Regions from separate parts of the Homo sapiens genome. Here region 2 is linked to region 1. A link is a contact called in ENCODE Hi-C or POLR2A ChIA-PET data. All regions are on one chromosome and are shown on one strand. The core of a region is the stretch at or near the end of the contact, and the rest is flanking DNA. Distances in the headings are between cores, read along the strand shown.

Evidence for each region. A loop is a pair of places that touch in the nucleus more often than their neighbours do. ChIA-PET counts read pairs that join two places held with the same protein, here RNA polymerase II (POLR2A). Pooled maps may share reads with other maps.
Region 2: a loop to region 1 is called in a pooled map, with 4 times the contacts of the local background. The contact joins the enhancer-like site here to the promoter of RSRC1 in region 1. A Hi-C loop is called at or near these places in 12 of 168 maps with a recorded cell type or tissue (A673, Calu3, GM12878 and 9 more), 18 of 37 single-sample maps with no recorded cell type and 23 of 50 pooled maps. POLR2A ChIA-PET finds 5 or more read pairs at or near these places in 6 of 52 experiments (AG04449, GM10248, HEK293 and 3 more).

What each region holds. Positions count from the first base shown.
Region 1 is chr3:158,106,500-158,112,715 of GRCh38, reverse strand. RSRC1 (arginine and serine rich coiled-coil 1) reads right to left here and starts at 2,627. Exons shown (of 10, transcript NM_001271838.2): 1 at 2,493-2,627. RefSeq lists enhancers at 2,054-2,103, 1,965-2,464, 2,314-2,663, 2,465-2,966, 5,605-6,108.
Region 2 is chr3:158,416,402-158,422,617 of GRCh38, reverse strand. The region is part of intron 6 of RSRC1 (arginine and serine rich coiled-coil 1); the gene reads right to left. Among named protein-coding and RNA genes, the nearest start is that of UC.134, 110 kb to the left of the region's middle. RefSeq lists an enhancer at 1,424-1,673. Within about 2 kb of position 2,542, at least 2 of the 41 ENCODE cell types and tissues checked have a DNase peak (open chromatin) inside an H3K27ac peak, as active enhancers do; they include GM12878 and mammary epithelial cell, where a contact is called at or near this core.

The sequences.
Region 1 (6,216 bases), core at 1,378-3,877:
CTTATGTAATAAACCTCCACATCCTGCACATGTACCCCAGAACTTAAAATAAATCCTTCCTTAGAGAAACCAAGAAAAGTTTGAAAAACCAGTGTGACAAAACTATAAATATTTCAAGTGACACATTTACATTTCAGAAAAATTACACTGAAATATAATTAATCCCAATAAAAGAAAGCAAAAGGTCACCATATTTCTTTGTTATAGTTAACTTCAAACATTTATTCACAAAAGGGAGTGAATACTAACAGCAAATCACAAAGTAGATCCCAAAATTGTCTTCTCTATAAATGACAGGTACTGAAGTCCTACTCACCACCACAGACATAAACTTACCCCTGGATTTCCATAATATCATCAGCATGTAATTAAATATACTTGCCAATTCAAGACATGGTAATCAATTTATATTACATAGTCCTAGTAAGGAAGAATTCTTTATACTTAACTCCACCAGTAAGGTGCAATGAATGGAAAGACACATTGATAGTTCTTTCTGATAAGGGCAATGAATGATGAATGGAGCACAGGCTTTTAGAGTCCTACAAGCTGACAATTTTCAATCTATCTGTAGGTGAAAGAGACAACATGGGACAGAGCTCCTATAGCTCTTGGTTTCCTGTTCTCACTCTAGTTCTTCCTGGTTGTAGCCTCGTGGTTGCAAAACTCACCCAACAACTCCCACTACAGAACTGAAGCCATGGCATGTAATGACTACAGGAGGAGATCAATTTACAGAAATATCTTAATGTAAAGTTCACGTGCCTGATTGAAGAGGTAAAGCCAACATGTGGTCATTCAAGAAAAGAGAACTCAAAGGACTACACAAGTAGTTCCTTTGTCCAGTTATTGATAAGGGTACAAGAAGCAGTTATCTCTTTCAGAAAACAGGCAATCAGTTTGAAGAACAAAGATTTCCAAAGGACATGATAGCTTATAATTACTTCTCCACTACTCACTCAGTATATCAAACTATAATTTTCTTGATTCTGGACACATGGCCAGAAAAAGTGAAAACAATGGTTATTTCAATGGGAAATCCACCTCAAAGAAGAAAAGTAAAACTGGGGTGAAAACTAACATATTAAGAAATCCATAAACAAGTACACAACTCTTTATCTCAAAAGAGATAAAGAATTCTGTCAAAACACTTCTCCCATCACAATTAAAAACTTGCAAGCATCTCTCTTTTTAAAAAAGCATGATCAATCATAGGAATTTATCCCCAATGGTTTGAACATGAAAGCAGGAAATACAACTATAGATCTACTATAAACAACCCGCTTTCAGAACTTTTCCAATTCATAACACCCCTCTTTGTGAGACTGGTTGAGTTGGCAAGGCCAATTAACAGAAGGTGCCAGCTGTTTTTGTCGTTTCAGATTCTGACATTTTTAGCCCTCTTATTGAAAAACATAAAGTGTTATATCACTTAGCATGAAATCTTTGCCTGCAAAGAAAGTGAATATTTATAAACTCTAAGACTAGAGAGGCTCTTAAAGGATACCTAGTTTCCCCCAAGGTTGCAACTGTCACACCTGCTCCAAATCTTAAACCTGGGAACTCTGCTTACCTCCTTCACTTAGAACTTTTATAATACATCTAAGTTCAAAGATGACAACTCGAATGCTTTCTTGTGACAACATAAGACATTTGAATTTATTTATCTACTACCTAGTTAGCTGGAACACAATTGGGTTACTGCTAATTCTGAAAGTGTAAAAAAATATTTTTTTGTTTAGGTTTCCAGTGTGCATTTAAAGATACACAACCTCTGAGAGAGAAATTACGTCAAGGTTAACCTAAAATCAAGAGCAGGCAACATGCCTTACGGTGCATTGTAACATCTTGCAAAAGTAAACAGAGCCATATGCTCTTGGTCACATGCCACCAGTACAGAAGTCAAAGGAATATATAGTGTGTTTAAGGCGAGCATATTTATATTTCAAGAGAGGAACATCTATTTCACCCTGCACCACTTCTCTCAGCAAGCCAGTGTGAGCCAGAAAGGGTAGGGCGGAATCAGAAAGAGAGCTGGATCTAAGGCAGGGACAGTGGAGTGGATGGGATAGAGGGCACCAGAATCCAGCCTCCCTCTTGCTCCACCCTACCTAGAGCTAGTGAGGAAGCGCCAGGCTTATATTGCAAGATGAGCCAGGAAACCCAAAAGCAGCTATGAAGAACCAGGAACGTGGGGCGAGGGGAGGAGTCGGCGAACTCTCCGACATGTCCTCAAGACAGAAGGCCAAGCTTGAGGCCTGCGGCCACCCACCCACCCTACAGCCACCAGCCTTGACCCAAGGAGTCCGGAGCCTCCCAGGTGCGGGACGCATGCGCACGGTGACACTGCGCACGCCCCGAGGCCGCAGCCCACCCTCCACAGACACTGAGCCGCAAACTGCGCCAGGCCCCGCGTCGCCTCTCGCCGGATCAGGGCCTCGGAGCTCCGCAGCCACGGCTGCCGCTCCCCAGGCCCTGGTCGTGGGCATCACCTGGGTCCAGACCTTTGGGCTCACACCTCCCGTTGACGTGCAAGCGCCGCAGTCCCTGAGTCGTTTCTTTAGATCAGGGCGCCGCCGGCGTCCACCGAACTTGCTTCAGTTTAAGCTCAGCGCCTTCCTGGTTCTAGCGCCAGGCAGCTTCAGCCGAGATATCGAGTGCATCGATGGACGCTGCCAGGCGCTGGGAATGCCGAGGGAGTAGATTGTAACGCGGCCGATTTTTTGTTTGGCGTTTGTTTTGCGTGCCTGTTTATTTTGATTTTATTGTTACCAAAAGCAATAAAGGTGGGACTGGAGAGTGTTATTGTCTTAGTAGTCGTCGTTATCGTCATGGGTAATCAGTAAACAAATCTGCATCGTAGGAAGTTTTGTTTATGACACCTACCCGAAACAAAATTGGTTATCTCACGCTGGGGGAGGGGGAAACTCGCCCAACGATAATAAATCATGGGAGTGTGTCTGTATAGAGTCGTGTGTGATTAAATTGTAATGATTTATTTGCAAAAATGCATTAAAAGTCGGTGTTTCTTCTGCCCTGAAGGTGAAGGCACTCACAAGTTGAGTGCAAATTAGTTTCTCAGATTAAAGTAACTGGTTAGTAGAGGAATAGGAGAGAGCTGCCTGAGGCGAGGCGGGGAGCGGTTTCTTCTGAAAGAGAACTCAAATTTATAGGTGTGTGGAGTTTTTTTATTTAAACCAATAGAAATTAAAGAGACTCAGCATTTTCTGTAATTCATACTACATTACTTATTTTTCCTTACATGGAAATTTTTTCCTCATTTACTCTTAAGCAAAGCTAAAAAGATAAATAAATTGTTGGCCTGGGTTTTGGTCGACTATGAGAATCAACTCATTCACCACTGCTAGATAACCAAGCTACAGTTTTCCGCAGACATTTGAGATGGTGAAAAATCACCTCCACAATATATTTTTCGTAAATAATGTACCTTAACTAGCCAGTTTTGAGGCACCGTTTTAAAACTTAACTACTACAACACTACGTGTATATTTTAAATAATTCAAGAGCTGGGGAAACCCTTGGGGTCCTGAATTTTATTGGAACCTGTGCATCTGTCCACAGACTGTCAGCTGAGCTTTACCATAAATGCTTTTTTTTTTTTTTAAACAAAAACTGTATTTTGAAATGCCCTGTTTCTGGAAGATATTTGCTGTTTAATGAAACAACATCATTGGAACTTTGTGAGCATTTATTAATGTATGAATTTAAAACCTTGAAATATTTTTTAAAGTAACTTCCCTTAGGCCAGTGGAAATCTGTGGTCAGACACTAAAGATTTCTCATGGCTCCATCTGTTATCAACACTACTATTCCTAAATATGCAATGAGCCAAAAAGCTGAGATCATGGGAAAATTTATTGGTTTGAATTACACAATAGTTGTGTCTGTGACTTCCCTGATTACCTTCAAAGTGGTCATCTTTCCCTCAAGCTCAGTAGATGAAATATGACTTCAAACCTAAAAGTCATGTACTTAAAAAGGCAAACAAGTAGCTGGTGGGTCTCCTGATTCCTTAACCGACTTCTAACAGTGGTTATTTTTGAGTTATTTGTGAATATGTATTTAACACCTCAGTTTGAGAGCACCTTGAGCACCGTATCCTCTTAGCTCTCCCTATTACTGGCCCTTCTGCTAAATAATCTTAAAAACAGATTTTCATAAAGGACTAAAGTTGTATGATTATTTTCCTCTGATAATATCAGAAAGTAGTTACAAAGAGTAACCCAAGACTCAATGTGAAATTGTTTCTAAATTCGTATAACTTTGAAACTTTGTCCCTTTTGTGGTGTAACAAAACAAAAGCAAGTACTGATAACAATGTATTCATACCTAAAAGCTATAGCTGCGGAAAAATTATAGACATTAGCTCTCCTAAAAGTGGCAAAAAATGAAATGTTTTAAAAAGGGAAAACAACGTTTCTAAAAAGCATGATATACATAATCCTTAAACTCACCAAACATGAACATTTTAATGTGAGTATTGTAGTATAACATAAGGTTATATCCAGCTTCTATCTACATCTATTTGAGAAACACTAATATATTAAGTTATAATTGTGTTCTCTTTTTGCAAGTGTTTCAGGTTGTTTTGACGGAACTTCTTAAATTATCTGCTAATTTGTTTTGATGCCTTAACCAATATACGGAAGATATACATATTAATGTTCTGTAATTCCTCTTATTTTTACTAAGAGTATTAGATCCAAAATAATGATCAAGTTACCTTTAACTTCCAGAAAGTCTGCATTAATATTCAGAGTACTTGAAAATGTCCCCTAAGCCACACTTAGAGGTATATTTGTTTACACACTTAAATATAACATCATATGTAAATATTCTTTTGTGAGTATGTATTTGCATAGCCACACTTCTCACAGCAAGCCCTGTCCGGCACAATACAGACAAATGACTCAGGAATATAGATGTTCCTCTAACGTAACAAACCGTTCCGATGAAAATAGCCCAGAAATAGAATTTTAAATCGTAAGCGGGGTGGTGGGGGGGGTAGGCAGAGAGACCTTTACTCCTGGCGAGCGTCTCTTTTTTAGCTCTCCGTAATAAATGAAATTAGAGGGGGTACAAACTTAACGTCGATTTTTTTTTCAGACTCGAAGAGGGATAATCTCTTGTTTTTCAAATTAGTAAATAAACTCGGATGTTTCCCAAGATGCTAAAGAAGAAGTCCTGTAATTCACCATAGAGGGGTCCGAGTGCAGAGAGTAAGGGAGAAGGGTGGGAGTTCTGAGACCTCAGAGAGGAAACGAACGAAGTCGAGCTGTCCTTGACCGGGCGCTAAGGAAACACTTTAAAATGAGATCTGTCAGCTAACAGCTGCTGGGGAAACTTGTTAAATCGACTGGTCCCTTTTAGCGGGGTCTGTCCATAGAGGAGTCAGCTGGGCTCCAGGACACGAATAATAGAGCGAATAACACGGACCGAGGGGCGAGGAGCTTGGAGAAGACCCGGACTCAGCCTGCCTGCGAGCCGGGAAGCTCCTAAGAGAAGCTGCGCGGGTCGGAGAAGGTGCAGGCAACCCTGTCTCTGGGCAGGATGATGCTGGGCGGTGGAGCTACGGCCGGCAGGGGTGGGATTGTGAGGGAGAGGCGGGGATGCAGAATTGGGATGCGGGGTCAGGATGCGGGAATGGGATGCGGGGCCTGTAAACTGCTGGGCGGTTGATGCAGGGCAGGGACGAGGAAAAGCAATGCGAAGCTGAGCATTGCGAGGCACCCTGACTCGAAGCAAGGCTGTAGGGAAGGATGCAGTGTCGGGATACCTGACTGACTCTAAGAGCTGCGCACTTGTCAGTTTCCTCTTGGCCCCACCCCGCGGGGTCTATCCAGCTCCCCAGTGTTTAACTAAGTCGTGACACCAACGCAAAATCCACGCCTAATTAAATTAATTAGGGATTCTTGTCAATCCTGGATTAATGGCCAAGAGCACAGGCGGCAGGGGCTATCTGAAAACCTGAGCGGCCGGGGACCGGCCTTCTCTCCCCGCCCCCTCCGGTCCCCCTGTGCTGCCCTACCACTCCAGCCCCAGCCCGCCCGAACTCCAATCTCTCTCTCTCCTCTTCTCTCTCTCTCTCTCTCTCTCTCTCTCTCTCTCTCTCTCTCTCTCTCTGTTTCTCTCCTTTTCCCCTCCCCAACCCCCGGTAGAGGCGCGACTGCTACCCGGGAAGGGGGCTCACTCCGA
Region 2 (6,216 bases), core at 1,293-3,792, 310 kb before region 1:
ACCATTTGACCCAGCCATCCCATTACTGGGTATATACCCAAAGGACGATAAATCATGCTGCTATAAAGACACATGCACACGTATGTTTATTGCAGCATTATTCACAATAGCAAAGACTTGGAACCAACCCAAATGTCCAACAATGATAGACTGGATTAAGAAAATGTGGCACATATACACCATGGAATACGATGCAGCCATAAAAAATGATGAGTTCACGTCCTTTGTAGGGACATGGATGAAATTGGAAATCATCATTCTCAGTAAACTATCACAAGAACAAAAAACCAAACACCGCATATTCTCACTCATAGGTGGGAATTGAACAATGAGAACACATGGACACAGGAAGGGGAACATCACACTCTGGTGACTGTTGTGGGGTGGGGGGAGGGGGGAGGGATAGCATTGGGAGATATACCTAATGCTAGATGATGAGTTAGTGGGTGCAGCGCACCAGCATGGCACATGTATACATATGTAACTAACCTGCACATTGTGCACATGTACCCTAAAACTTAAAGTATAATAATAATAATAATAATAAAAAAGAAAAACTGAAACTTCTCCCGACTTAGTTTATATACATCAAATAAAATCAATTTCTGATGAAAACCAAACATATGTATCATCAAAAAAGCTTCTATTATGAGGGTAGGAATGGATAGGGATGAATAACATTTAATAATGTCTGAACCACACAGCAAAAGCTCAGTTGTTTTCAAAGTTACTTAGCTATGAATTTTTCTAAGAAAAATTTGCAAAATGACCTATAAACTCTGCCATTTGTTGTTTATGATGGTAAGGTCTGTGGGCAGGCAAGGAAGTTTTAAAATTCGGGTCCAATTGCATGCCTAAGCATTTTTCATCCTATTGTGTTTGTACATGATGGTTTCTATTTCTTCTTTTATGCCTTGAATCATTTTAACATATTTATTTTATAGTTTCATTAAGAATATTCTATTATCTCAAATTCTCTGGGTGCCCATTTTTTCTGTTTGTATCATTTCACCTTCTCACAACCATTAATCCTGAATTTTATCCATTCTACATCTAACATATAAAATATTTTCATCAGTCCACTTATTTCCATCTTTACTGCCACTACCCTAGTCCATCAGAATCTTTCACTTTAATTACTGCAATGATCTTACTAGCCTTCCTAAAATTAGTTTTGTGATAACCTCATTCCCACTACCACTACCATAACATTTACCATCACCATCAAATCTATTCTTCTTAGGCAGGTGGATCTCAAAGAATGACTTCTAATCATGCCACAACCTACAATAGTTTTTGACTTAGGATAAAAAGCAAAACCTCAAAATTATCATGGCTTATAAGGCCACGAATCACCTATTCTTTGCCTATCTTCTTAACAGCTCCATCCAGACCATTCTCGATCATCTTACTCCTTATGAGTCAATCCATACTGATCTTCTTTGTTCTGAAAATGTACCAAGGTTCTAATATGACTAACTTGTCTCAGCTTGCCTGGGACTTCCCTGATTTCAACACTGAAAGTCTAACATCTTGGGAAAACCCCTTTACTCCCAGGCAAAATGGACTTAAATTGTTGAACAGAAGAAAAAAAACGAATGAATATTTGGCCTTGTCTGTTATATGCTCTCATTACTTGATCCTTTTGCTTCACTGCACATATCAGAATTATTATTACATTCTTAGTTGAACAAATAACCATCTTCTGTTTACTTTCTCCACCAGAATGTACATTCCATGAGGGCAGGCACCCTTGACTGTCTCCTAGCATCTAACAGAGTTGTCTGCATATAGAAAGTGCTCAATAAATATTTTAAATTACCAATAAAGTTTGTTTTAGCTATTTTATATTTTTGTTGTTATTCTGAATGACATTTCCATTGTACTTTATAATAGATAATTTAGAGATATAAAAACCTATTAATTTGTATATTTTGTATTTTTAAGAAAATTAGGAATTTCATTTATATTGGTTTCGTGCATTTAGAGAGTCATAAACTCTCACGATATAAAAAGGATCTTAGAGACCATCTAGTTGATTTCTCTCATTTTTACAGATGAGAAAATCTGAAACTCAGACAGGTTAAGTGACTTCTTCAAAGTGACACAGCTAATTAGTGGCAGAACCGGTCCAGGAACCAAGACCTATTTCTCTCAGAATAGTAATCTTCTCACATTGCTAATCAGAGATCATAGTTCCTTAGGCTACCAAACTGTTGTAGGGTTCTGACTTAGATTCTTGTCTGTTTAGCTAATTTACTGTGTCTCAAGGCAAGCCACTGTAAATCTTTTCATGAGCTTTACTACTTTCAACCAAATTTGTTTCCTTATTCATTAAGAGTGCCACACTTAACCCTCTAACTGGAGGGCAGAGTTCGGGTTTATTTTGCTTACCTATCTTTACTTACCAGTACAATGCTTGGTAAATGGGAGATAACATTTGTTGAGGTAATTTGTGACTAAGTGTGCTACCCTGTGAGCACACCTGCCAAAATGTGATACCACACAGGTGAAGCAACGCAGGTAGTCTTCAAACTTTTTTGTAGGATGAGGCTTTTGTGAGCCTGCCTATGAGGAGGGTAAAAGGAGGAAGTGGGGGGAGAGAGCAGTGAGGGAGAGAGGGAGGAGTGGAGGGAGGCAGAGGAAGAGAATGAACAAATGTATGTGTTTGAGTTAGTGAATAACTCTGACCTATTTCAAAGGACTGTTAATGTAGGAAAAGTTACAGTAAGACTGAGTGTTAATATCAAGTGCTGTACTTTGAGTGTGTTGCATTAGCCTCTTTTTTTTTTTTTTTGCTAGATTTAAAGTGTCTATTACATGTATGCTGTATATCTCTGAGTTTTTAGAATAAAAAAAGTCTATCCTGTGAGGGGACAGGTACTACAATAAAGTGTTATGTGTGCAAATCTATAAAGGTGGCACAAAAGTAGGGCACATAATTACCTGTTCTACCTATGTATGAGGCATGTACACATCCAAACAGCAAGGTAATTGCTTCAAATCTTCAATAAAATAAAAATCATCAATCACATGATTTTAGAGTTTGAAAATGACTTCTACAAACCTTATTGTCATTAGGTTAAGTGTTCTGCTTAGATTATTCAACTTGGATCAACATTACAACTCAGGGCACTCTCTCAATGAACAAAAACAGAACTCAAGTTTCTGGTTGCAAATAAACTGTCACCTATGACAATGAAGACAATTATTTGCTTCAGTTATCCCCACAAATGGCCACTCTCTATTTGTGGATGCTATGACCATATCTGAGAGTTAGAGCATCAGTTTTTCCATCTGATGGAGAAAAAAAGATGCCTGAGGTCACAGCCATAAGTACTAATCAGGAAGACCCTGGTATCTCACACTAACTTCATGAGAAATCTTTGTGGAAGTCTACATGTGAAGTATTTCACACATTCCTATATTTATATTGATTATACTTACACTCTAACAATTGCTAAAATTTGGCAGAAACATAATTGACATAATTTAAATATACTTGTAATAACACTCATGTGACTAAATAACACTCAATGTGACTAAAGCTAATTCCATCGGGAGGTACTTATAGTAAACCATATTTTGAATCCATCCAGGTAAAACCATGTGAATGGAATTAATTACAATAAACTGGTTGGTGAGATCAGAACTTAAAAGTGAACAGAAGCGTTGAATAGTTTTCATGACAGAAAAGTATCACTCAATGCTTTATTTAATCTCAATTTTTTAACCAAATGAACAGATTAATCTCGGTCACTTCTCTGGGAAGCTACTTTTCCCAAACTTGACCTTGACAGCAACACTACCAAGAATTTTCTAGCACTACAGCGAGTAATTAGTAAGATGAAGTATAAAATGATGTGAAAAATTCTGCTCTACTCAAGGCTGTAAAATTTTAGGACTTGTTTTACTTAAGTATTCTTGTCCTGAGGCAGGTGCAGCAATGATTCTTGAGAAAAATTCCGGTATATCCCTTCTTGGCCTACCTTTCTGTGGAGGTAAAGGGCTAGCTATCTAGGAGCGAACCTCATTAGGCTCCTCAACGTCCACAAAAGAATGTCAACCTATTATCTGTTATGTGATCTCTAAAGTTTAAAAACCCACCCCTGAATCAATCATGTAGAGTATCAATCTGCACTTCAGGCTTCTAAGAGTATATAAGACTGAAATGACTCAATGACTAAAACAGCCTGGCTGGGAGAATGTCCATATAAATAAGTATTATTGTAAAAACAAGTATTCTCCCTGTTTCTCCAGATAGAACAGGTTTTAACTAGATTCAAGCAGACCCATGAGAGTGCTATCTCTTTGGAGCATATTTTCTGAACAGACTTTACTTTACTATGTTGCTTTTAATGGTCATATCCTTGGCTTTTATTGATGGACAATAAAAGTTAAGAGGTGTGTGACACATGTGATTGCATTTCTTGCAATTATGATCTTGAGGATGTTATATACTACATCACATAGTGATGATAATGATCATGATGATAAAAAGATAGTAATAACCACAAAAGATAACACTTGTGTGTTTACCACTTTTTACTTATTAAGAAAATCACATATATGAAGTCTCATGTGATTCCCTTCTAGGAAAAGCTATTCTGCAAAACTTATAGTTCTCTTTGACAATCAACTTTGGGCTTAGATTGTCAGGAAACCCGAAACAAGTAAAAGCAATTTGATAGGCTCTTCTGATATGTGAATTTTGTTTTATTTTTCTCCTTTCTTGACTAATTAATGTATATTTTTCCTTTTTTCTGATTTTTTTTAATAAGTCACATATCACCATTTTATTACTTTGCTATAGAATCCTTCAAATAATATATAGGATAAAATAATATATAGGATATATATTAATAAATAAGAACTGATTAATAAATCTGTATAAAAATTTTGATATTAATATTCTCCCTATAGGTATGTTCTGAAGATCAAATGAATTAAAGTGTTAAACATACAGCACCCTGGCATACAGTGTGTAATCAGCTAATTTAAGTTCCTCTACCCAATCATTCAGATGCACTATAAAATTTGCAAATGACCTAATCACTCGTATGTCTCATCTTTTTTTCCATAGTGAAAACCGTTTTTCAGAAAATTATAATGGCTTTTCCTACTTTACTATATTGCCTCCTTAGAGAAATCTCAGTGTGATTTTTTCCACAGAGGTAGGAAACTTCTGATTTCTACATAAAAGCTACAGGAGAGGAAAGGAAGAAAAAAGGAAAACAATTTGCATGTGAAGCAGAGATTTCTCTAACATAAATAAAATGCTGTCAGAAAAGCAGATTGATGATAGCATTAAGGTAGCTTTAGGAGTTGGAAAAGGATTATACCTACGTTGATATTATATGTAAAAGTTTTGATAAACTAGAGGTCTCAGATGTCTATTCCAACTGCACTGGTAATAACAGCATAAAGTTCTGTGTTGAGAATTCTGAAGTTACATCTGCTCGGCAGGAAAAAGTACACTGTTCAACTAGTGATATGTTATAGATGCAGCCTACCTAAAAGAGTGGGGACCAATGCTTCATATTTACCATTTCTGCTCTATATAAAATAAGACAATAGTAACAATGATGATAATATTAAGCTGCAGTTATTATAGTCAGTGAAAATTATAAGAAATATATATGAATTCAAAGAGAAGTGATGAAATTCTTCTGTTTTACTAATATGCATTATTATTCACCTTAAAAAAAATCTTCAGATACGTTCTAAAGTGTTATTCCTATGCAGAAAATACTAATTGGCTTTAAAGGTAAGTTCTGAGAATTACTTCTAACAATATTTACTTCCTTAAAACTGTTACTATGAAGAAAAAAAAGAAGTACAACATTATCGGTTATCTTTGCTTTGGAATATACCAACCCAAACTTATGCTTGAAATAACCACAATTATTAAGTTTGCTTATAAATTTGCATTTGGACAGGGGCTGGCCAGGGAAGCTTGCCTCTGTGCCATCTAGCATCAACTGGGGCAACACAAAGGCTGAGGCTTACTTGAAGGCTAGGGACTGGATTCCTCTGAAGCCTTGCTCATTGATGTGCCTGATGGTTGCTGTTGGCTGTCAGTTGGGGATTCAGTGGAGCTGTCAGCTAAAACACTTATATGTGGTCTCTCCATGAGGCTGTTTGGCTTCTCATAGTGTAGAGGCTAGATTCCAGGAGCAAGTGGCCCAAGAGACAAGAAGTGGAAGCTGCCAGTTT